Linked DNA regions of Homo sapiens: region 1 is linked to region 2. Evidence: read pairs that join two places in POLR2A ChIA-PET (ENCODE). Cell type or tissue: PC-9. All regions are shown on one strand. Each heading gives the region's core, and the rest is flanking DNA. Links, peaks and the distances in the headings are about the cores only. Region 1 overlaps WNK1 (WNK lysine deficient protein kinase 1). Region 2 overlaps NINJ2 (ninjurin 2).

Evidence for each region. Peaks named below come from ENCODE experiments on the same cell type or tissue, not always from the same donor. Only the 100,000 strongest peaks of a DNase experiment are listed, where the experiment ranks them.
Region 1: POLR2A ChIA-PET joins it to region 2 with 6 read pairs; 19 of 35 experiments call an interaction of 5 or more read pairs at or near these places.

The regions. Positions count from the first base shown.
Region 1 is chr12:763,557-775,961 of GRCh38, reverse strand. All of the region lies in intron 1 of WNK1 (WNK lysine deficient protein kinase 1), which reads right to left. Among named protein-coding and RNA genes, the nearest start is that of WNK1, 17 kb to the right of the region's middle. In PC-9, for the core only: no CTCF peak of the experiment used is centred there; no DNase peak of the experiment used is centred there.
Region 2 is chr12:610,387-622,791 of GRCh38, reverse strand. The region is part of intron 1 of NINJ2 (ninjurin 2); the gene reads left to right. Among named protein-coding and RNA genes, the nearest start is that of NINJ2-AS1, 14 kb to the left of the region's middle. RefSeq lists an enhancer at 12,360-12,405. In PC-9, for the core only: no CTCF peak of the experiment used is centred there; a DNase peak (open chromatin) is centred at 5,031.

The DNA.
Region 1 (12,405 bases), core at 5,706-8,205, 150 kb before region 2:
TTTTAAAACAAAAATGAAAAACAAACAAACAAGAATGATCTAGGCTCCACTGCCACTTCTACGTTTGTTGAACACAAGCTTGGCAAATTACTTCATTTCAGTCTCTTCACCCTGTAAAATGGGACTGATACCTCATTCAGGTGACATAAGAATATATGACACAAGAATAAAAGAGAATATATATAAAACACAGTGTCTGGTTCATAAATAGTATCAAATCGCCACCCTTTTCTCACCAATTTGAGAACACAAGCCCTTCAAACATACATAGCTCAAACTTTTTTTTGAGACAAGGTGTTGCTCTATTGCCCAGGCTAGAGTAGAGTGGCACGACCATAGCTCACTGCAGCCTTGAACTATAGCTAGGACTCCAGGCATGTACCACCTCACTCAGCTAATATGTTAATTTTTTTTTGCAGAGATGAGGTCTTGCTATGTTGCTCAGGCTGGTCTCAAATTCTTGGCCTTAAGTGATCCTCTCTGGCTTTGGCCTCCCAAAGTGCTGGGATTACACGTCAAACTTCTGATCAAACTTTACGTTAGGCCCTAAAAAAAGTTGCCACTGAAAACACAACTTGCCATAACAAGACAAATTTAAAGACAACTGATCTAAGAACTCATTTGTGTTACAAGAAAGACTATTACTTGATAAGCCATTTATCTCATTGTATTCAGTAATGTCTTAATTTACTCTCTACTAGTAAATACAGAAATAAGGGAATAACCATTATTGTAACTGCAAAAGCAAAATTTTAAACATTGATAAGGAGCTAGTATAAACATTTTAAAAATCTATTTTTTGTATACTAAGTTCAATTTCAGATTTTAATACTATAACATAAATATATCCATGAAGATAAATCCATTTTAAACACCAATATCAAGAAGATAAAAAACCAGAAATTCACCTATCAAGTTCAAAGATTCACTATACTTAAATGAAAAAAAGAAAAACAGAATTAAGATGACTAACCAATTTGATGGTATAAACAGTGATATACTATTGACATTAAATTCTCGGCATTGAAAAATATTTGCAGAAAATATAAAAGGATTCATTCTGATATAAGGAACTTATGAAAACTGGTTAGGGGAGAAAAGCACCTGAAGGCAAAAATATAACAAAAGACAAAAGAGGAAATACAATTAGTTATTATTATCAAAGCATATGGGGGAAGTTCTGCAGACATAAACTATAGTTTATGAAATATTTAACAGTATTGATAAATGGGGTTAATAAAATAAGAACTCTCACTTGGGACACTGAAAATCTATATAACTCTTCTGGAAAACAATCTTACAATGAATAGAAAGTATTTAAATGTTCATGCCCTTATCATGCCCTTAGAACCAGTAATTCCATTTCTGAAATTTAATCCTAAGAAAATAGTTCTAAACAGTGAAATCTGAGGTACTGATCAGTGTTTTGTTCACAAGGCTAAGTAGGCAAATTCCCTTCTCCTATTCCAAGCCCTTGTGGGCCTCTAGCCTCAAGACTGTTATTTTAGAACCAGCAATTAGAAGACAGTCTCCTCAGCTGGCTTCTGTCTGAGAAAGTCCAGGCCCAAAGGAAGGAGTCTGGTTGGATTATACTCAAGAGGGAGGGGATGAGAATGGAGTTTGAGAGGTAGATGCTGGAGGAAAGGAAGGGATTAGAGGATTCATCCAGAAAAGATCAATACACTCACCCTCCTTGGGAGCTGCAGGGAGAAGGGAGAGACAATAATGGTAAAAACTTTCCTTCGGAAAATTGTGCAAAGATCCTATTACCCAATATTCTCTGTAACGAGGCCTTAAAGAAACCTTCCAGACTTACATAAATGGGCATGTCAATGACAAGCGGTGTAGGTGAAAGACTGGAGGAAAGCCCTTTCCTGATAAAGTTCTGGAATGTAAGAAGCTCACCAAGGATTAGAGGGAGGGGGATTTGTGCAGGGAAATAATGGCCATCTCAATTAGGTAAGGATACAACACAGATTAAATTTGGTTTTCATAAAACAGAAATATTATTTCATGGTTACAACCTTGTGGAGTAAGACCCTCGCCCACTATATTTACAATAGCAAAAATAACATACTTAACACTGTGGGGAAATGAAGGAAATTATGGCATATGCACATAAGGAACTGTCAAGCAGCTATTAAAAATATTTATACTAATTCTTATGTTATACTGAATTATAAAATTTTCAGGATATAAAATTGCAAACATACACCTATGATCCCACTGAAACATAAGTTTCACAAGGGCAGAATTTTTTTCTCTATTTGCTACCTGAGACAGCCTCAAGCACATAGGAGTACAATAAACATTTGGTGAATAAATATTAAAATCCATCATGAGAGGGAGGAACAGGCAAACATTCTAAATGCTATATCGACATTGTCTTTTAGTGATGAAACTTCAGTGGGGTTATTTTGGTTTTTATTTTTCCTTGTTTTTTAAGATATCTCTGAGTATACATTACTTCTATGATGGGAAAAAAACTGATTGGGAAGTAGTTCCTTTTAAATGCATTAAGAATTTCCTATATTTTCAAAATATCTTTGGTATGCTCTAGAGTAGATTTAACACTTTAAATAAAGGAAGCCAACTTAGGTTATCTTGAGTGGGTAGGAAGTGGAAAAGGCACAGTAAGGCTTTTCCCCCTATAGCTTAGTCAATATACGAAACTAAACTTCTTTAAAGAACTTTTTTTTTTTTGAGATGGAGTTTTGCTCTTATTGCCCAGGCTGGAATGCAATGGCGCAATCTCAGCTCACCGCAACCTCCGCCTCCCGGGTTCAAGCGATTCTCCTGCCTCAGCCTCCCAAGTAGCTGGGATAACAGGCATGCGTCACCACACCCGGCTAATTTTGTATTTTTAGTAGAGATGGGGTTTCTCCATGTTGGTCAGGCTGGTCTCGAACTCCTGACCTCAGGTGATCTGCCCGCCTTGGCCTCCCAAAGTGCTGGATTACAGGTGTGAGCCACCGTGCCCAGCTCCTCAAAGAACTTACAATGTACTGTTATTAAACACCCTAACACTTGGCTTTTACAAATTTCTGAACCACACAGTACCACTGTTCTAAAAACAAACTACTGATAATACCCCAAATTATATGCGAAGCAGTGAATGGACTTTCTTGCAAATCTCTGAACAAAGACTGGAAGTGAAAAAAATAATTTAGCTTTGTAATATATCAACCATGACTTCTAAACTTCTGTTCAGAGCAATCAAATGTATCAATGATCAATTTACTAGATTTAGTTCTAACTAAATGTTTGCATCTGTGGGACAAACATTCTAATTTTCTCTTACTGAGAATTAAAAAAATAATATATACTCAAGAATTCAAGTGTTTTTTATATATAACTTCAAAATTTTAATGTGGGAAATGGTTTTTCTATAAGGTAAATCAGGCAAATGATGCCACCATACAGCAACATAACCGTGTGTGCATACGTATGTATACACATAATTACGCTGCTGTATGGTGGCATACATACATACATACACATACACACACCCCTATACATACACACACACACATACATACACACACACACACACACACCCCAATTATGATTACTGTGTACAAATATTTTGCTGCTTTTTAATCTAAAAACCTCAAGATCTTAAATGGGAAAATGCTTTTGCTATGTGGTAAAACAGGCAAACTGTACAACCATACAATATAACGATAACTATAAAAACAGAGTTCAAACACACAGAAACCAGTGTGTCATACACAGTAACAATGCTTATCTCTGGATAAAGATACTGACTGCAGGTGATTTTTTATTTCCTTTTTCCTCCTCTAATTTCCTAATTTTTATAACGAGAGTGTTTTACTAATTTTTTAAAGCATCTTTTTTGTGTATGAATTAAGGATGGTTACAATAACTAAGGTGGAAATAAATGAAGTTTATAACTCAGATAATTTAGTCAAAATCAAATTAGTTTGTAGCCATAAACAATGACTATCAAAGGCCCTTATGCAAAAAAAAAAAGTAAGCTTCTGCAGTCCTTAAATTAAGAGGGTTTCTCAAGCCTGTAATCCCAATACTTTGGGAGGCTGAAACAGGAGGATTGCTTGAAGCTAGAAGTTCAAGACCAGCCTAGGTGACAGTGTGCAACCCAGTCTAAAAATAAAAAATAATTTTAAAAAATTACCATTAACAGTCTGAAGAGAATGGTCTTGCCATCTCAAATATATTACAACTTTATTAAAATAAAGCAGTTAAGGCTGGGTGCAGAGGCTCATGCCTGTAATCCCAACACTTTGGGAGGCCGAGGCGGGCAGATCACCTGAGGTCAGGAGTTCGAGATCAACCGGGCCAATATGGTGAAACCGTGTCTCTACTAAAAATACAAAAATTAGCTGGACGTGGTGGCATACCCCTGTAATCCCAGCTACTCAGGAGGCTGGGTCAGGAGAATCGCTTGAACCCAGGGGGCAGAATAAGACCCTGTCTCAAAAACAAACAAAAAAATTTAACTATTCTAGAAAAACTCAATGCTAATAAATAGCTGAACTACAGTTTATCTTTCATAAGCAAGAGACAGACACCAAAAACCAATTTAACCAATTTCTCAGTATCATTAAGATATGAATATGGACACTAAATTAATTAACAAGCTTAAGGAGCCACAATGGCCAGAAATTACTAAAGAATATAAAGCGCCGGGCATAGTAGCTCACACCTGTCATCCCAGCACTTTGGGAGGCAGAGGCGGGCGGATCACGAGGTCAGGAGATGGAGACCATCCTGGCTAACACGGTGAAACCCCATCTCTACTAAAAATACAAAAAATTAGCCGGGCGTGGTGGCATGCACCTGTAGTCCCAGCTAATCAGGAGGCAGAGGCAGGAGAGTCGCTTGAACCCAGGAGGCAGAGGTTGCAGTGAGCTGAGATCACACCACTGCACTCCAGCCTGGGCGAGACAAAGCGAAGACTCCGTCTCCAAAAAAAAAGAAAATATAAAGCAGTAAGTTTATGCATTTAACGTATTCCAAACATACACTAGCAGTTTATCTGAAATAAACCAAAATATTTCCCAAATATTTCAAGATATTTATAGTAAACACTTCTAATATTCTCTTAACAACAATTAAAGTTCTCAAAGAACAAAGCCATAAAGAAATGCCATTTCTGATTACCGGACATGCTGGCAAATAACAAAAGATAATATTTTAAAGGATGAGGATTCCAATTTTCTTAACAATCTGGTATGAAAAGCATCACAAACCACTAAGAGTTTAAAACCCCAAATTTCTGTGTTCAGCAACAGCAAAGAATTATGGCCTGTAGAGGATGCTAATGCAAGAAACCACAAAAAGGAAGGTATTAAGATATTTTTTAAAAGGAAGTAGTAAATTTGCTGTAGCATCAACTTTCACAGCATTTTAATAGAATAGTCTAAATTAGCGATGGTTAACAGAAACATAATGTGAGCTAAATGAAATTTAATTTTCTAGTAGTCACATTAAAAATGTAAAAAGAAACAGATTAATATATTTAACAAATATATCTAAACATCATCATTTCAATATGTAATCCAATTTTTTGAAAACAAATGCTTTTCTTTTTCATACTAAATTTTCAAAATCCAAAACACACATGCTTACTTATAAATATTTCCTAACTGCTATGGTCTAAATGCTTCCTCCCCACCAAATTCATGTATCAGAAACTTAATTCCTGGCCGGGCGCAGTGGCTCACGCCTATAATCCCAGCACTTTGGGAGGCCGAGGCAGGTGGATCACCTGAGGTCAGGAGTTTGAGACCAGCCTGACCAACATAGAGAAACCATGTCTCTACTAAAAATAAAAAATTAGCCAGACATGGTGGCGCATGCCTGTAATCCCAGCTACTCAGGGAGGCTGAGGCAGGAGAATCGCTTGAACCTGGGAGGCGGAGGTTGTGGTGGGCTGAGATCACGCCATTGCACTCCAGCCTGGGCAACAAGAGTGAAACTCCGTCTCAAAAAAAAAAAAAAGAAACTTATGCAATGTAACAGTGTTTTGGGAAGTGGGGCTCTGCCTCCATGAATGAATTAATGCAGCTATAAAAAAGGCTTTTGAGAGTGGGTTCACACTCTCTTGCCCTGAAGCCCTCTGCCATGTGAGCACGTGGCAAGAAAGACCTCAACAGATGCCTCTGTCTTGCCTGGACTTCTAGGCCTACAGAACTGCGAGGAAATAAACTTCTGTTCTTTATATATTATGTTATAGTAGCGCAAATGAACTAAGACACTAATTCTTCACCGAAAACAGGCCCAGTAGCCGAGCACACCTGGCACCCAGATTTTTCTGAATACCTTTCTACAATAAAAAGAACCAGGGCTCCAGGAGAAATTGCTGCTGCAGGACTGGGGTGGGGAAATAATAAAATGAACTGAGAACATCTTCTACAGAAAGTAAGGATGTCATAAAAAAATGATAGGGACATGTTAATAACAAGGATGCAGAAGGGGCTAGGCATTGTGGCCCACACCTGTAATCCCAGCACTTTGGGAGGCTGAGACGGGAAGATCACTTGAGGTCAGTCAGGAGTTTGAGACCAGCCTGGCCAACATGGCAAAACCTGTCTCTACTAAAAATACAAAAACTAGCCGGTCGTGGTGGCATGCGCCTGTAATCCCAGCAATTTGGGAGGCTGAGGCATGAGAATCACTTGAACCCAGGAGGCGGAGGTTGCAGTGAGCAGAGATGGTGCCACTGCACTCCAGCCTGGGTAACAGAGTGAGAATCTGTCAAAAAAAAAAGGAAACGGAAGGTAGCTTCTAGCCAAATCTGGGACAACTGTTATGTTTGAAAGTATTTCACAGTAAAGAGTTTTTTGTTTTTTCTTTAAATACTACATCCAGGCTGGGCACAGTGGCTCACGCCTACAATCCCAGCAGTTTGGGAGGCTGAGGCGGGTGGATCATGAGGTCAGGAGTTTGAGACCAGCCTGGTCAACATGGTGAAACCCCATCTCTACTAAAATACAAAAAATTAGCCGGGTGTGGTGGTGCGTGCCTGTAATCCCAGCTACTCGGGAGGCTGAGGCAGAAGAATCGCTTGAACCTGGGAAGCGGAGGTTGCAGTGAGCTGAGATTGCACCACTGCACTCCAGTTTGGTGACAGAGCAAGACTCCGTCTCAAAAAAAAAACAAAAAAACTTCATCCATTACATGAAGAAAGGGAAAAATTATATTGTGTAATATTTAGCTAAGTACTGGTTGTTGAAGAAGTTAACTTTACTCATTAAGAGAATAAGAATGGCAGATGTTTAAAACATTAATGAGGTATTCACACCAAGTACACACTCAGTAAATACAGATTTGTGAAAGCCTATAATAGTGGTATTTATGGGTAATATGGCAGTTTCACTTCTGCCCTTCTAAGAGGGATAGAATATGGTCAAGATTCTTATCACAGAAATCAAACTATGCTTTAGCCAGAGGATGATCACTAGCAAAATATCTCTATGCTCCCCACTTATGTCCATGAAAACAAAAAAATCTGTGGAGACATAAAGAAACCGATACAAGCAGGCCGGGCATGGTAGCTCACGCCTGTAATCCCAGCACTTTGGGAGGCCGAGGCGGGCAGATCACTTGAAGTCAGGAGTTCTAGGCCAGCCTGGCCAACATGATGAAATCCCGTCTCTACTAAAAATATAAAAATTAGCTGGTCATGGTTGCAAGCGCCTGTAACCCCAGCTACTTGGGAGGTTGAGGAACGATAATTGCCTGAACCCGGGAGATGGAGGTTGCAGTGAGCCAATATATCTCTCTACTGCACTACAGCCTGGGCCTGGACAGAGAGAGACTCTGCCTCAAAAACAAACGAACAAAAAAAACCTGATACAATGCAACACAAACAATTTGTCACCAAACTAAAACCTAAACTAGCCCCTCTATGTAGTAGGGTGCCTGGGTAGGCAGAACAAATATTTAAGTTGATAGTTTACCATTTATTAATGGCTGGTGGCTTTTTTTGTCTAGGTAGAAAAGAGCATGTCTAGGTAGAAAGGAGCCATCTAGAGTGGTCCTTCTCAGTTACGTCGTTGAAGCAAACAGACCTGAATTCAAAGGGAGTAGCAGATTCCATGTGTGACCTGATAAAAATCTGTCTCTATCAATTAGGAAGGGAGGTAAGAGGTGTGTAGAAGTATGCAGAAAAAGCCAAAAACTCTTCTGGTAAACAACTACAACTCCAAGGCCTTCCATTTTAAGTTTACTATTATTAGAAATTCCCTGATAAACTTCAATGTACTTCAATGACATAAACTGGCTGAAAAGTTTCCCTCACCCTGAACCCACACAGAGTAAGGCAACTCCCCTTGAAAGACAGGAGAATTAAAGTCTAAATTTGGGGATTACAGAGGGAAAGGAGATTTGCATGTGTAGGTAAGGCTGAAAACCCCTATCAACCCGGCCAGGCGTGGTGGGTCATGCCTGTTATCCCAGCACTTTGGGAGGCCAAGGAGGGTGGATCACGGGGTCAGGAGTTTGAGACCAGCCCGACCAATATGGTGAAACCCCGTCTCTACTAAAAATACAAAAATTAGCCAGGCATGGTGGCGCGCGCCTGTAATCCCAGCTACTCAGCAGGCTGAGGCAGGAGAATTGCTTGAATCCGGGAGGCGTAGGTTGCAGTGAGCCAAGACTGCACCACTGCGCTCCAGCGTGAGCGACAGAGCAAGACTCTGTCTCCAAAAAAAAAAAAAAAAAAAAAAAAAAAAAAAAAAACCTATCAACCCAGAAAGTCTGCCACAACAGGAATATTTTAAGAAATCTGCCATATTTTGACATAAGCTCTTGTGTGTCCAAGTATGGATTACCCCTGGTGTAAGAGAGCATGAACCTGTTTGACCACAATGAACTATTTTAATCTAAAGAACATCTAGGGCCGGGCACGGTGGCTCACGCCTGTAATCCCAACACTTTGGGAGGCCCAGGTGGGCAGACCGCTTGAGGTCAGGAGTTCAAGATCAGCCTGGCCAACATGTTGAAACCCTGTCTCTACTAAAAACACAAAAATTAGCCAGGTGGGGTGGCAGACACCTGTAATCCCAGCTGCTTGGGAGGCTGAGGCAGGAGAATCACTTGAACCTGGGAGGCGGAGGCTGCAGTGAACTGAGATCATGCCACTGCACTCCAGCCTGGGCGACAGAGCAAGACTCCATCTCAAAAATAATAATAAAATAAGCCGGGTGTGGTGGCTCACACCTGTCATCCCAGCACTTTGGGAGGCCAAGGCAGGCGGATCATGAGGTCAGGAGTTCAATACCAGCCCAACCAACATGGTGAAACCTCGTCTCTACTAAAAAAACAAAAATTAGCTGGGCATGGTGGTGCGCGCCTGTAGTCCCAGCTACTCGGGAGGCTAAGGCAGAAGAATCACTTGAACCCAGGAGGCGGAGGTTGCAGTGAGCCAAGATCATGCCACTGCACTCCAGCCTGGGTGACAGAGCGAGACTGTCTCAAAAAAAAAAAGAATAATCAAAGCTAAAGCAGTAATTGGCTTGGAACAGACTTATGATAGATACCAAAGCAGACAAAACATGACAGTTCAATGTTTCAACTTTTAAAGACCTTTTCCAGCTCATCTATCCATCTCATCCTTGTACCCAACCTTCCCTGAACTTATTCATTTAAAATTACCAGAATAAACAGCCTACACTTATTTTGTTCATGGTTTTATTTTTTAATTTTTATTTACATACATATATTTTATTATGGATTCAGGGGTACATGTGCAAGTTTGTTACATGGATATACTGCATAATGGTGAGGTTAGGGTTTCTAGTTACCTAACCTTATCGCCTTATCACCCAAATAGTGAACATTGTATCCAATATGTAATTTTTCAACCCTCACCCCAGCCTACACTTATTGTCTCTACTTTCTAAACTTCCTCTCATCCACTCATTAAACCCACTGCAAATTTTCCCTTCTTCTGAAACTGTAAGGTCACCAAATATTTTGAGTAACTATGACATATTGTTAACCTTTATTAATTCTGCATGTATGTGATAACATCCTTTGTACAGTTTCCCAAAAAATAACTATTTTTTCTTTATTAATAGAGTATACATATTTAAATGTGTAACTTCAGTTCTAAAAACAACACTCTATATACTTTAAAAGGATGAACTTTATGGTTAAAGTTGAACTTTTTGGATAAAGTTATTATTTTTATTTTTAAAATTTTTTGGAGACCCAGATCTTGCTACATTGCCCAGCCTAGTCTTAAACTCCTGGCCTCAAGCAATGCTCTCACCTCGGCCTCCCAGAAGTGCTGAGATTAGAAGTATGAGCCACCATGCACAGTCCTCATATCGTTATATTTTTTAAAAGCACAACTTGACCCAAGATCTGGATATAGCACATTCCAAAAGAATTTTCTGCAATGATTAAAAAAAAATTGTTTTTGAGACAGGGTCATAGCTCTGTCACCTAGGCTGAAGTGCAAGTGGCATGATCAAGCCTCACTGCAGCCCTGACCTCCCCAGCTCAAGCAATCCACCCAGTTCAGTCTCTTAAAGTAGCTGGGGTTACAGATGCACACCACCAGGCCCAGCTAATTTTTTAATTTTTTGTAGACAGGGTCTTGCTATGTTGCCCAGGCTGGTCTTGAACTCCTGGGCCCAAGCAATCCTCCTGCCTCAGCCTTCCAAAGTATTGAGATTACAGGTATAAGCCACCATGCCCAGCCTGAAAATGTTCTTTATCTGTGCAATCCAATATCGTAGCCACATGTTGTCACTGAGCACTTGAAATGTGGCTAGTACAAGACAATGAAGTTCTAAAAATTTCATTTTAATTTATTTAAATTTAAATAGCCACATAAAGGCTGGACGCAGTGGCTCACACCTGTACTCCCAGCACTTTGGAAGACTGAGATGGGTGGATCACCTGAGGAGTTCCAGACCAGCCTGGCCAACATGGCAAAACCCTGTCTCTACTAAAAATACAAAATTAGCTGGGTGTGGTGGCACGTGCCTGTAATCCCAGCTACTCAGGAGGCTGAGGCAGAATTGCTTGAACCTGGCAGGCAGAGGTTACAGTGAGCCAAGATCACGCCACTGCACTCCAGCCTGGGTGGCAAGAGCGAAATAGCCACGTGAGGCTGGTGGATATTGTATTAGATAGTGAACAGTGCAGAAATCTAGGGCATTACCAGTGACTTACATGTATTTATGTGCTTCTCTCTTATTCAACCTCCCCCTTACTGAGGCAACCTTAAATTTAATTGTTACTGACTTTTTTTTTAATTTCTTTTTGTCAGGGCTGTTTCTCAGTGGGAATGTTAATGATTTTTCTTTCTTTTTTTTTTTTTTTTTTTTGAGACGGAGTTTCGCTCGTTGCCCAGGCTGGAGTGCAATGCTGTGATCTCGGCTCACCACAACCTCCACCTCCCCGGTTCAAGCGATTCTTCTGCCTCAGCCTGCCGAGTAGTTGGGAATATAGGCATGTGCCACCAGGCCCAGCTAATTTTTGTATTTTTAGTAGAGACGGGGTTTCTCCATGTTGGTCAGGCTGGTCTCTAACTCCTGACCTCAGGTGATCCGCCCACTTCAGCCTCCCAAAGTGCTGGGATTACAGGCGTGAGCCACCGTGCTGTGTTAATGATTTGTTAATAGCCAAGTGCAACAATTTCAACAGCCTAACTACTACATTTCTTTACTACTTGTTAAATTCATTCTCCACAATTACTACTATGAAAATAGAACTTCTCTGATGTATTATTTTCTTGAAATTTTATTCCCTTGGTAATTGTTACTATTTTGCCTGAGGACCATTACTCTTCCCTCTCCCTCTCTCTAATTTTTCTATCTCTTCATATCCTCTCCCTAGCGTATCTCATTTACTTCCATTATTTCAGCTACAACTAATATAGACATTTTTGGGAATCATCAGCTTTTATCTTCATCTCAGACCTAGTCTTCAAGTTTTAGTAATATATCCAACTGCCTATTGAACTTCTTACTGGAGATTACATAAGAATCTCAAACTCAACATGTCCAATTGAATACATCTCCATACCTCCTCCCATCTAAAAAACAAAAAACCTTAAAACTTAAAAAAAACCTTTGATTTTTCTCTCTCAGTTGACAGCACTATCATCCCCTAACCTCTTATCCATGCTTCATTTTTCCTCCAAACACCAATTAATCACTAAATTATCCACTAAACCCTAAATATTTTATCTCCTAAATATCTAAATGTTCTATTCCTTCTATTATCTCCCTAGTTTAGGTCCTAAAAATCTCACACTCATATCCTAACTAGAGTAGCCCTCCCTTACTTGAGGCTTCACTTCCCACTGTCCAAAAATATTAAATGGAAAATTCCAGAAATAAACAATTCATAACTTTTTCTTTTTTTTTTGAGACAGAGTTTCCCTCTTGTCGCCCAGGCTGG
Region 2 (12,405 bases), core at 3,907-6,406:
AAAAAAAAAAGAAAAGCTATCCGTGTGTGACTGCATTTAGGGTGAGGTAGGGGGTCCATCACCTTTATCAGATTCTGAAAGGGTCTGTGACCCGAAAAGTTAAACAAAACAAAGCAACACATTTTTCTAGAGGATGAAGGTGGGAACTGGGTGTCAGGGGAATTTGGAGGACATTCTAACTCCTCCCACTTCCCATATGCTGCAAACGTGTGCAGTAGGAAACAATGACAAATACTAGGAAGTGGCAAGCATTTCTTAAAAAGGGCCTTTAAACAAATAGAGTCCTGAGCATTTCCCAGAGTTTCTTATAAAAGTTGTCTTCCTCTCTTTAGGTAGCCCCTTTCTTTCTTTCTTTCCTTTTTTTTTTTTTTTTTTTTTTTTTGAGACGGAGTCTCACTCTGTCACCCAGGCTGGAGTGCAGTGGCGTGATCTCAGCTCACAGCAAGCTCCGCTTCCCGGGTTCATGCCATTCTCCTGCTTCAGCCTCCTGAGTAGCTGGGACTACAGGCACCCACCACCGCACCCGGCTAATTTTTTGTATTTTTTAGTAGAGACGGGGTTTCACCGTGGTCTCGATCTCCTGACCTCATGATCCGCCCGCCTCGGCCTCCCAGAGTGCTGGGATTACAGGCATGAGCCACTGCGCCTGGCCTTTTTTTTTTTTTTTTTCCCGACACAGTCTTGCTCTGTCACCCAGGATGGAGTACAGTGGCGTGATCTCAGCTCACTGCAGCCTCCGCCTCCCAGGTTCAAGCAGTTCTCTACCTCAGCCTCCTGAGCAGCTGGGATTACAGGCACCTGCCACCATGCCTGGCTAATTTTAGTAGAGACAGTGTTTCGCCATCTTGGCCAGGCTGGTCACGAACTCCTGACCTTGTGATCCACCCACCTCGGCCTCCCAAAGTGCTGGGATTACAGGTGTGAGCCACAGTGCGTGGCCACACTATTCTTTCTCTCTCTTTTTTTTTTTTTTTCTGAGACGGAGTCTCACTCTGTCACCAGGCTGGAGTGCAGTGGCGCAATCTTGGCTCACTGCAACCTCTGCCTCCCGGGTTCAAGTGATTCTCCTGCCTCAGTCTCCTGAGTAGCTGGGACTACAGGCACACGCCACTATGCCCAGCTAATTTTTGTATTTTTAGTAGAGATGGGGTTTCACCATGTTGGCCAGGATGGTCTTGATCTCTTGATCTCCCATCTCCCGTCTCGGCCTCCCAAAGTGCTGGGATTACAGTTGTGAACCACTGTGCCCAGGCTCTCTCTCTTTTCTTTTCTGTTTTCTTTTTTTCTTTTCTTTTTCTTTTCTTTCTTTCTTTTTTTTTCTTTTTCTTTCTTTTCTTTTTGACAGGGTCTTACCCTGTCACCTAGGGTGGAGTGCAGTGGTGCAATCACAGCTCACTACAGCCTCAAACTCTCAGGATCAAGCAATTCTCCCATTTCAGCCTCCCAAGTAGCTGGGACTACAAGTGTGTGCCATCATGCCTGGCTAATTTTTTTTTTAAATTTTTTTATAGAGATGGCATCTCTCTATGTTGCCCAGGCTGGTCTTGAACTTCTGGGCTCAAGCAATCCTCCTGCCTCAGCCTCCTAAAGTGCTGGGATTACAGGTGTGAATCACCATGCCTGGTTGTACACTACTCTTTCTTACTTGTCTCTCCTTCTAGTTTGTCTTCACTGCCACAGGGGAACCTCTTCTAGTAGCTGCTATTTCTTCAAGAAGGACGTGAAGCTAGAGACTCAGGAGTGCTTGTTTGTTAGGTTGGAATTAGGAGCCACATCCAGGAGAGGCTGAGTAAGTCCTTCATCTCATCCAGTGGTAGCCAAACTTTTCAAGCCTGAGTACCTCTTTAAGACTTCAAAACCTTAGCTGGGAGCAGTGGTTCATGCCTGTAATCCCAGCACTCTGGGAGGCCGAGGTGGGTGGATCACCTGAGGTCAGGAGTTTAAGACCAGCCTGGCCAACATGGCAAAACCCCGTCTCTACTAAAAATACAAAAATTAGCCAGGCATTGTGGCGCACACCTGTAATCCCAGCTACTCCGGAGGCTGAGGCAGGAGAATTACTCCAACCCAGGAGGCAGAGGTTGCAGTGAGCCAAGATTGCGCCACTGCACTCCAGCCTGGGTGACAGAGTAAGACTCTGTCTCAAAAACAAACAAACAAACAAACAAACAAACTTCAAAACCACTTTTGGATCCTTCCAAGTAATCATAATTGTACTTTTAGTATCTACAAATGAAGAACTGCATGCTGAGAAAAAGCTACCATGCATTCAGTAATACTTTTTACATGTATCTTAAAAATTATAGCAGCACCTCTGTGCATTTGACAAACAGCACAGGCTTTATGTGTGAGACGCATCATCTATTTGTTCTCTAGGCAATGTTTGCTGTGCATCTGGATTCAGGGACCCCATACTGTCTGAGACCCTCTCCCCTTCCCGCAAAGCGGGGATCGCTGGTCTAATTTAAGCTGTTTATTTTATAGATGAAGAAACTGTGGTCTAGGAAAACAAAGCTCCTAGTGAAGTAGTTTGGGGCCCATTTCCATCCAGGTCTCTTGACTATGTCAAGAGATGCCCATGGCATGATGCCCACGAGCTATAGAATGGACACTCAGCTATGACATCCAGTTTCCCACTCCCATACTGCCTGTGCTCTCCCGTCACTAGGAGGTGTCCAAAGGGATGAAAGGACGCTTTAGGGCTTGCCTGATCTGGGAAACAGTCAGACAAGAGAGTGAACCATGAAACACCAGGCCCTGGCAACAAACTGGAGCACAAAGCCATGACACGGCTGCCATGGGCTGAGGATGCCAAGCTGGCAGCTGAGCCCTCCCTCACTTAGTCCTCACTATAACCCTGACCATTAAGGAATATTATCTTCACTTTATAGATGAGGAAACTGAAGCTTAGAGAGGTCAATGACAATGTCACACAGTTACTAAAAGCTGCAGAGATAGGACTCAAAGCCAAGTCTAAATCCAGACCCTGAAATGGTAGTCACTATGCAATACTACTTTATGTAAGGCTGCTGGGCTCAGGATACTTGGGGCTTCTTCAGGACAAAGTTACTTTGCTACCCCTTTTCCCAAGGAATCATTCTAAACCCAGCCACAGCTTACCAAGAATGTGTAAGCCCCTCTCTTCCGGGAGACTATCTGCAGCACCAAGCATCTTGGCCACATCCTGCAAGGGCCCAGGAGGACTCCGCAGGCAATATGCCACCCTTGGAGGACACAGCGTTCTTTACATTCTAATTCTAGCTCACAGCCTGTGTACAAAGGAGGTTAGAAAGGGTGAGTTCCTATGCTCATTCCCACCTCTCTCCTCAGTTCACACACTGACTGCAGGGTGTGGGGCTGTGTAAAGATCGCCCCACTCCATGAAGCTCTTCAGAACTAGAGGAGCCCACACTGATTTTTCTCATTCCTTCTAAAGCATGTTCTCTTTGGCCATTAACATAGCTTCTGCCTTTTCTCTTTTTTGAATCACATATGAGAATCTTATATTGCCAGCAAGCACCTTGTAAGCAGGGGCCAAGTCCTAAACATACTCTCCATCCCCTACCCCAAGTGCCCAGCTTGGGGCTGCACACACCATCAACTCCTGATAAATACTTGCTGGACTCCATCCAATGGTCCTGACAATAAACTGCCCCCCTCCTGGACCATTCCTTCTAGCCACTGCTCTCCTCAAAAGAAATTGCGGGCACCTCACTCCCCAACTATTTCTCCACAAGGCACGTGACCTTTAGAAGTTCTGGGATTTAGTTTTGCTGCCCCTGTCAGAAAGAAGCCTGACCTTTCTGATAATCTGTTGTTTGTGGGGACCCATGGAGAATACACGAGACCAGTTTTTCTGCACCTGAACAGGGCTCTCTGAGAGCTCTGAGAGGCCATTGGAGGCCTTGGCTCTAAACCATCTGAGTCTAGAGCCAAAGCCAGAGATGGAGGGAGTCGGGTGTTTGCTCTTCTCCACTCTTGCCACCTTCTCAAGGGCTCCCGGTAACCAAGTGTGTTTGCCTTTTGCTACCCTGGGAGGCCAAGAGCCTCCTTTTCCCTGCAGATGGAGACAGAACTTCTGCGATAAGAGGCAATTCGGCTCCTGATCCAAAACTGCAGTCTCCTTGGAGCCCGAGGCTCTGGTGCCATGACTGAGAGGGCCCTGGGCCACAGTGCTGTCAGACTGACCTTCACTGGGTCAACCCAGATCACTAACCAAAGCCTGCTGGTAGGTTATATGCCTCTCTGAGCCTCAGTTTCTTCCTCTGTAAAATAGACAGATCAGGCACAACTGATTACTAAAGCCCTTCCTGTGGTAAGTTTCCATAGTCCTAAAACGCCTCTGGGCCCTGAGTCCTAAAATGCTGTTCTGGGGTTCCAGAGTGGCATACTGCCTTCTCAACACTCCCCCCTCACCCCCACCTCATTACCAACTCCTCACCCCCACCTTATTACCAACTCCTCACCCCCACCTCATTACCAACTCCTCACCCCCACCTCATTACCAACTCCTCACCCCCACCTCATTACCAACTCCTCACCCCCACCTCCTCATTACCAACTCCTCACCCCCACCTCCTCATTACCAACTCTCCACGGGACTTTTAACCACATACTGCAGCCGCACTTTGGCATTGTCCAGCAAGGAGCTCCTACGGGTTCAGATGGTCCTATTGACAGAACAGGGTTGCTGCCACCTAGCACCCTAGAAAACTTCCGAAGGAGAGAGAGGAGGCTTTTATGCAGTCTGACATTAAATCCGTAAATCAGAATCCCCCCTTATCCCTTTCAGACCACCAGAGTACGTTATTCACTGAATAATGTTAAAAACAGCAATAATATCTGAAAATTTTACCTGGGCACCAAGTGCCCAGAGAAAGAGGCACCTGGTGTTGGATGGACTTGAGTGTCAGGGCCCTGGGGTGAGCAAGGGCTTGGAGAACAAGTGACTTCAGACTGACCTGTGAGGGAGAGGCCCCTTCTTAGGAGGCAGGGCCCTGACCTCGCTGCCCAACAGAAGTTGCCCAATCTCTGTGGCTAAACAAAGAGAGCTGAGATGAGGAAACCAGAACGTCCTGGGGAGTGAGCGCAGAGCACAGAAAACACGGCGACGCCAGCGGGGCTGCAGCTGGGAGTGCTCAGCCAGCCGGCCTTCTGTGTAGGAAAGCCCTGGGGGAGCTCAGGGACCTGTGAGAAGAAGCACAGCAGCCTGAGCCTTTTATCCCCAGGAGCTTCAGAGCTGCACAGGCATCCTCTAATGTCAAGGCCAGAAAGAAAGGGGATGTGAACTGCTGCGCTTCAGCCAGGACACTTGCCTCATCAGCTGTTGTGGAGGCAGGTCTGGAGGCAGAAGGAATGCTTGGGCCACGGATATGCAGGGGCAGGATTAGAAGGAAGGATTCTCAGCACGCGGCCAGGGCTTTAGGGAAGGCTTCGTGAGGGGAGGACGTGCTCTGACTGCTGTGGGCTCTTCCCCCAGTGTCTTTCCTCTGTTGTCCTCTTAGCGCATCCCAGGCTTTACTACAACAACTTCGCTTAGATTAGGGACCTAGGGCAAGAACAGGGGGTGAACACACTTTTTTGTTTTTGAGATGGAGTCTTGCTTTGTCGCCCAGGCTGGAGTGCAATGGAGTGATCAGCTCACTGCAACCTCCGCCTCCCAGGTTCCAGCGATTCTCCTGCCTCAGCCTCCCGAGTAGCAGGGATTACAGGTGTGCGCCACCACGTCTGGCTAATTTTTGTATTTTTAGTAGAGACGGGGTTTCACCATGTTGGCCAGGCTGGTCTTGAACTCTTGACCTCAGGTGATCCGCCAACCTTGGCCTCCCAAAGTGCTGGGATTACAGGCATGAGCCACTGCGCCCGGCTGAGCACACTTTTTTTAAAGAACTGGAGGCAATGCTAGCTTTCCAAGTGCCTGAGATGCCAAGGTAAGCTTTTAGCGTCTTTTGATCCTTCATTGGTTCAACTAGGGATTCTTGTCTCCACACTTAGGTCACATCAGATGCTATTGTGTAGAAAGGTGTCTCATTTTGGATAAATCTTAAAGGTACAAGAGAGGAGAACACTAGCAGTTTCCTGACACCACTCAGAAGTCTTGCTTCTAATTTATAAGTTGGTAGCTAGGCCCATTTTGTAGTCAAGAAGTCCCTTTTCTTGGCATCGTGGCCTCTTTCCTATTTGGAGGGGGAATGGGGTGGGTTTCCTGCAACCTGCAGCACTGTCACCGTCATTACCCTGGGACCAGAGCAGTCCCACTCTTCACTGTAATGAAGCTCACGCACAGATGATCGTCTAGATTCCATCTCCAAACATTTTGTTCTGCCACCACCCAACGACCCAGTCTTATGTTCTCCCAAGACCAAACCCCTGGACCTACACACAGTCCTCTCTCTCAGGCAGTCTAGAATATTCAGCAGAATGCAAGAAGTCATGAGGTATAAACCATGGTGGGATTAGTAACTTACAGGACACAACCTGGTTACTCAGTGCAGCTTGACACAGTTTATCCCAATGGTAAGGTCATTACCATGGCCTTTGCTTCCTTCTTTCCTCCTCCAGCCTCTGTTCTTGGAGAAGTCCAAGTCAGCTCCTGGAGTTTTCCTGACTATAGGACTTTGCTTCAAAATCTAGTCCAGGCAACCCGTTGAAATGGCAATGCAGTCCTGGTTTTTTTATACTCAGAAGTTTCCTTGAACCAGTCCTTTACCTTCCTGAGAACTTCCTTTACCGCAACAAATTCTTATCAGCTTTCTCTAACTACTATACCTCTGGCCCATTACAAGTACTGCTTTCTGCAGCCCCTCACCCTAGCTAAAACCCCCTGGAATGATATTCTAGCTCTCCGAGAGTGTGCCTCACTTTTCCTTTCAGCCCTTTCCTCTCAGACACTTCCTACATCAACACAACTGCTCTGCCAATTGTAGGATTTTCCCTTGCTTGTCAGATGACCCTGAAAAGGGCATGTGAAGTCGTGTGAGGCACATTTCCTGTGCTTGGGATGCATGCAGCCCACAGGATGACAGTCCCACACATAGCCCTCTAATAGCCCATGGTACGTGCTGTACTAGTGGAGTGAAGCAAATGCTTTGGGAGAACTGAGAAAGAGGGATAAATTTAGCCGATAGGAGCTGAGGAAGGCTTCCCAAGGGCTGTGGCAGTGGAGCTGGGCTTTGAAGGGTGAGCAGAGTTTCTTTTTTTTTAAGATGGAGTTTCGCTCTTGTCGCCCGGGGCTAGAGTGCAATGGTGTGATCTCGGCTCACTGCAACCTCCGGCTCCCAGGTTCAAGCAATTCTCCTGCCTCAGCCTCCCAAGTAGTTGGGATTACAGGCATGCGCCACTACGCCCGGCTAATTTTTTATTTTTGGTAGAGACGGGATTTCTCTGTGTTGGTCAGGCTGGTCTTGAACTCCTGACCTCAGGTGATCCACCTGCCTCGGCCTCCCAAAGTGCTGGGATTACAGGCATGAGCCAGAGTTTCTTAGTAGAGAAAAGAACGAGAAGGAGATCTAGCCTTTGGAAAAGCTGTCAGTCATTTAAAAAAATCATGCTCCTCTTGGTAAATATAAGGTGTTCTCATTTAGCACCCTGATTGCTGAGATTTGGATGTAGCTTCCTAATGGGGCGTGCATATCTCCTTTGAGAGTCACTCATTTATCAGAGCTGAAAGATGACTGTAGGTTATTATTTCTATAATCCATAATGAAATCAGAGAGTCCTCCCCTACCTTACACATTCACACAAACCGCTCTCCCGACTCTTCAGAGAGACCATGGGAGTGCAGAATCCTCCTGTGGCTGGTGTCAGGGACGTGGGCTTGTGCGCTAAATGGAAGCAGTTAAGACCTCAAGCCTGCATCTTTTGAGCTCGGGACCACAGCCTCCATGAGCCAGCAGCTTCCTTGTCTTTGCATAACTGCTATTTGTTTTTCATAGAGCGCTGACAATGCACGCTGCCCGACGTGTGAAGACATGGTCTTGCCCCTAGGCCTCTGGGAACCTGAGCTAGACAGACACTCAGCTCTGGGTGCAAACACAGCTCAAAAAACAGGCAGGCCGAGCCCTGAGGTGTCAAGCCTTTGTTCCCTTCTTTGGAGGAAAAAAAAATGAGCTAACTAAGTGACTTCTCTGGATAAGAGGGAAGCAGGAATCCTCTTAGAGCACAGGTACTAAAGAACGTCTAGGCATGGAGGAGGAAGACATGTAGAGAGGCAAGTAGGGAATGCAAGGGGAAGAAGACAGAGGGAGGGAGCCAGGCCCGGCAGGACTGTGAGGGAAGAGTGCCATCTGCTGAGCCCCCCGTGGGCACACAGGCACACCGCCACCCCCACCCCACCATGTCCCCTGGGCATGAAGCTCACGCACAGATGATCATCTAGATTCCATCTCCAAACATTTTGTTCTGCCACCACCCAACGACCCAGACTTATGTTCTCCCAAGACCAAGTCCCTGGACCTACACACAGTCCTCTCCCTCATGCAGTCTAGAATATTCAGCCGAATGCAAGAAGTCATGAGGTATAAACCACAGTGGGATTAGTAACTTCCCAATACCCATGGACCCAAACCAAGCTGAGCAGGTGCCTGTGGAGAAGGCTGGAAAGTCAAGGCAGCAACCATCGCTAAGGATGGTCTTCTTTAGGAGGCAGTAGGACATCGTGTAAGAGACTGTTCTTACTAGCCACGTGCTATGGACAAGCTGCTTGGCCTTTCTCCACCCCACATGCCTGTGGCTTCTGGAAGGGCTTAAATGAATAGCACCTGGAAAGAAAATGCCAGTGTGGGGCCTGGCACATGGTGGAGGTACCATCATTGCTCCTTCCAGAGAAGAAAGGCCATTTTTAATTAATTAATTAATTTATTTATTTAATTTATTATTATTATTTTTTGAGACAAAGTCTCACTCTGTCACCCGGGCTGGAGTGCAGTGGCGCGATCTCGGCTCACTGCAAGCTCCATCTCCTGGGTTCACGCCATTCTCCTGCCTCAGCCTCCTGAGTAGCTGGGACTACAGGCGCCCGCCACCACGCCCGGCTAATTTTTTGAATTTTTAGTAGAGACGGGGTTTCACCGTATTAGCCAGGATGGTCTTGATCTCCTGACCTCGTGATCTGCCCGCCTCAGCCTCCCAAAGTGCTGGGATTACAGGCGTGAGCCACCGCGCCCGGCCTATTTATTTATTTTTGAGACAGAGTCTCGTTCTGTCTCCTAGTCTGGAGTGTAATGTCGCAATCTTGGCTCACTGCAACCTCTGCCTCCTAAGTTCAAGCAATTCTCCTGCCTCAGCCTCCCAAGTAGCTGGGATTACAGGTGCCTGCCACTATGCCCAGCTAATTTTTTGTACTTTTAGTAGAGATGGGGTTTCACCATATTGGCTAGGCTAGTCTTGAACTCCTGACCTCAGGTGATCCACCTGCCTCAGCCTACAAAAGTGCTGGGATTATAGGCATGAGCCACCGCCCCCAGCCCATTTATTATTTAAAATGCGTGATGAGATTTAGAATTATAGAGAAAGACCCAGAAAAAGGAGAAAAGGATACATTTTCATTTTTCTTAGGAGCCGCAGATATGCTTGATTTGACATAGCTGTCACAGGGATTTTGCTCATTAGCATGGGGAAACTATTCCTAGTGTGTCAGAGCACCCCCAGATTGGGCCAGCCAGGGATGGCAGGGGAGGAGGAGTGAACCTGGGAGTGCTGGGCTGGGGTCCAGTTGAAACTCTGCCACTGAATTGCACGCTTTGGACATGTCACTAAGCCTTTCTGGTCACACCTTGCCTGATGCCTTTTGTCCCTTTCACCCTGATTCTGTGATTCCATGAGGCCTGTTTAGCATCCCTTGGAAGACCCATGGATTGATTCACCAATCAGCCGATCAGGCGATCAATCTGTCTATCTACCTAGTTCACCTCAGGACCTTCTATGATTGCAGTGACGGAGAGGACCCGGTGTGCCAAGGGTGTGCTGCAGACACATGGGTCCTCTGGTTTTGAGGATACACAGATCTTTACAAGGATCAGAAGAGACTCAGGCACTTTGGGTTACGGGTGACAGAAAGGAACCTAAAGCATCTGAGACCAAAAGAGGGAGTTTATCATAAAGTGTCAGGATCTCTCCCAAGAACCACACAACAGGGAGATCAGGGAGGTCATCCAAGTGCCTGGGCCAGAACCTCGAGCCCTACCAACCCAGACAGCTCCTTCCCTCTGCTTTTCTGGGGCTGCCTGGCCTCTCATTTTTGCTTCTCCTGGTGCATCTTGGTTCATGTAGTCCGTGGAGGTTGAATAGCAACAGTGAATCTCAGTTCCAGATTAATGGAAGGGAAAATCTGATTGGCCCTGCTTGGACAGGACTCCCGCCCCTACTCTACCCAGCCTGAGCCAGATATTCCTGGACCGGATATAATGTCACCAGGCTACCTCCTAGGTGTGTGGAATTGGGGGTTTCTCAGAGAACGGGAGGTTGCGACTGCCCCGACACCCCACAGAGTGTTGTGTTAGGATGCAGGTTTCACTGACGCAAGACGCCAAATAATAACAGCTTAGACCAAAATGGAAGTTTATTTCTCGCCTGTGTGTAATAGTCTGCGTGCAGACAGTCCAGGGATAATACAGTAGCTCCACGGTGTTTGGGACCCAAGCTCCTTCTAGCTTGTTGCTCTGCTCCTGGGATATGTACCTTATACACATGATTGAAGATGCTCACCACAATCTCCACATTCCAGCCTGGGAAAAAGGGAGGGAGGGGATAGAGAAGACAGGTGCCTTCCTTTTAGGGCCACAATTCTTCTTGCTAAGTTCTCATTAGCCAGACCTTGGTCATACAGCCCTGCTGCTGCAAGACGGATTGGGAAATGCTGACTTTAGCTAAGTGGTCATGCATCCCGTCAAATATTCTACTATCCTGCAAGAAGGTCAAATAGATATTGGGGGGCAACCTCCTACAACAAGTAATAATGGCCTCGCTTCCTGGAAACTCATGGAAGTTTTTCTCTCTTCTGACTTCTAGCAGGTTATTTATTGCCAAGAAAGAGGTATGGTGGGTATGGGAAGAATATCTACAGGGAAATGCTTCCAAAGGTGTAACCAGGAGGAGTTTAGACTAAATGATTTCTAAAATCCTTTCTTACTTTTATGCCACTTCAAGAAAGCCCTGGGAGCCGGGCACAGTGGCTCATGCCTATAATCCCAACTTTGGGAGGCTGAGGCAGGCAGATCACTTGAGGTCAGGAGTTCGAGACCAGCCTGGCCAACATGGTGAAACCCTGTCTCTACTAAAAATACAAAAATTAGCTGGGTGTGGTGGTGTGCCCTTGCAATCTGAGCTATGCAGGAGGCTGAAGCAGGAGAATTGCGTAAACCCAGGAGGTGGTGGTTGTAATGAGCCAAGATCGTGCCACTGCACTCCAGCCTGGGTGACAGAGCAAGACAAAAAGAAAGAAGGAAGAAAGAAAGAAGAAAAGAAAGAAAGAGAGAGAGAGAGAAAGAAAGGAAGGAAGGAAGAGAAAGAAAGAGAGAGAGAAAGAAAGAAAGAAAGAGAGAGAGAGAAAGAAAGAAAGAAAGAAAAAGAAAGAAAGAAAGAGGGAAAGAAAAAGAAAGAAAAGGAGGAAAGAAAAGAAGGAAAGAAAGAAAGGCAGGCAGGCCTGGGGTTGATGTGCCTCTTCCTCTATCGTAACTTAGGGCACAGAAAAGGAAGTTCTTGGGACAGATTGCAGAACTGAATTTGGTAACACAGAGTTCTTTAAAGAATAGATGTCCAGCCTAGGTGCCGTGGCTTATGCCTGTAATCCCAGCATTTTGGGAGGTTGAGGCAAGTGGATCACCTGAGGTCAGGAGTTTGAGACCAGCCTGGCCAACATGGTGAAACCCCGTCTCTACTAAAAAGACAAAAAATTAGCCAGGTATGGTGGTGGGTGCCTGTAATCCCAGCTACTTGGGAGGCTGAGGCAGGAGAATCACTGGAACCTGGAGGGCAGAGGTTGCAGTGAGCCGAGATTGCACCATTGCACTCCAGCCTGGGCAACAAGAGCGAAACTCCGTCTCAAAAAAAAAAAAAAAAAAAAAGAATAGATTTCCAGTGCTGTGGTTGTCCTTGTCATAGCCCAGTTCTGCTAAACAAGGTTGAGTTGAAGTTGTCTCCTTCAGACTCTAGAGCCACATATTAAGTCCCTGCCTGGTAACCCCCTCCTGTGGCTGGGCTGAACAGAGTCGCTCAGAGCAGCTAACCCACCAGTGAAGCTGTGGTGGGCATCTGCTGCATGCAGGGCCCTGGGCTGGCCGCTGTGGGGACCCACGGGGGCAGAAGGCTGTGCTCGCTGACCCTTTTCCTCTCAGCCACCAGGCTGACCTCATTTTCCGTTGAGACTTCCTGTTCTCCAGTAATTGCTTGGTGGGGCAAGAGGCTTCA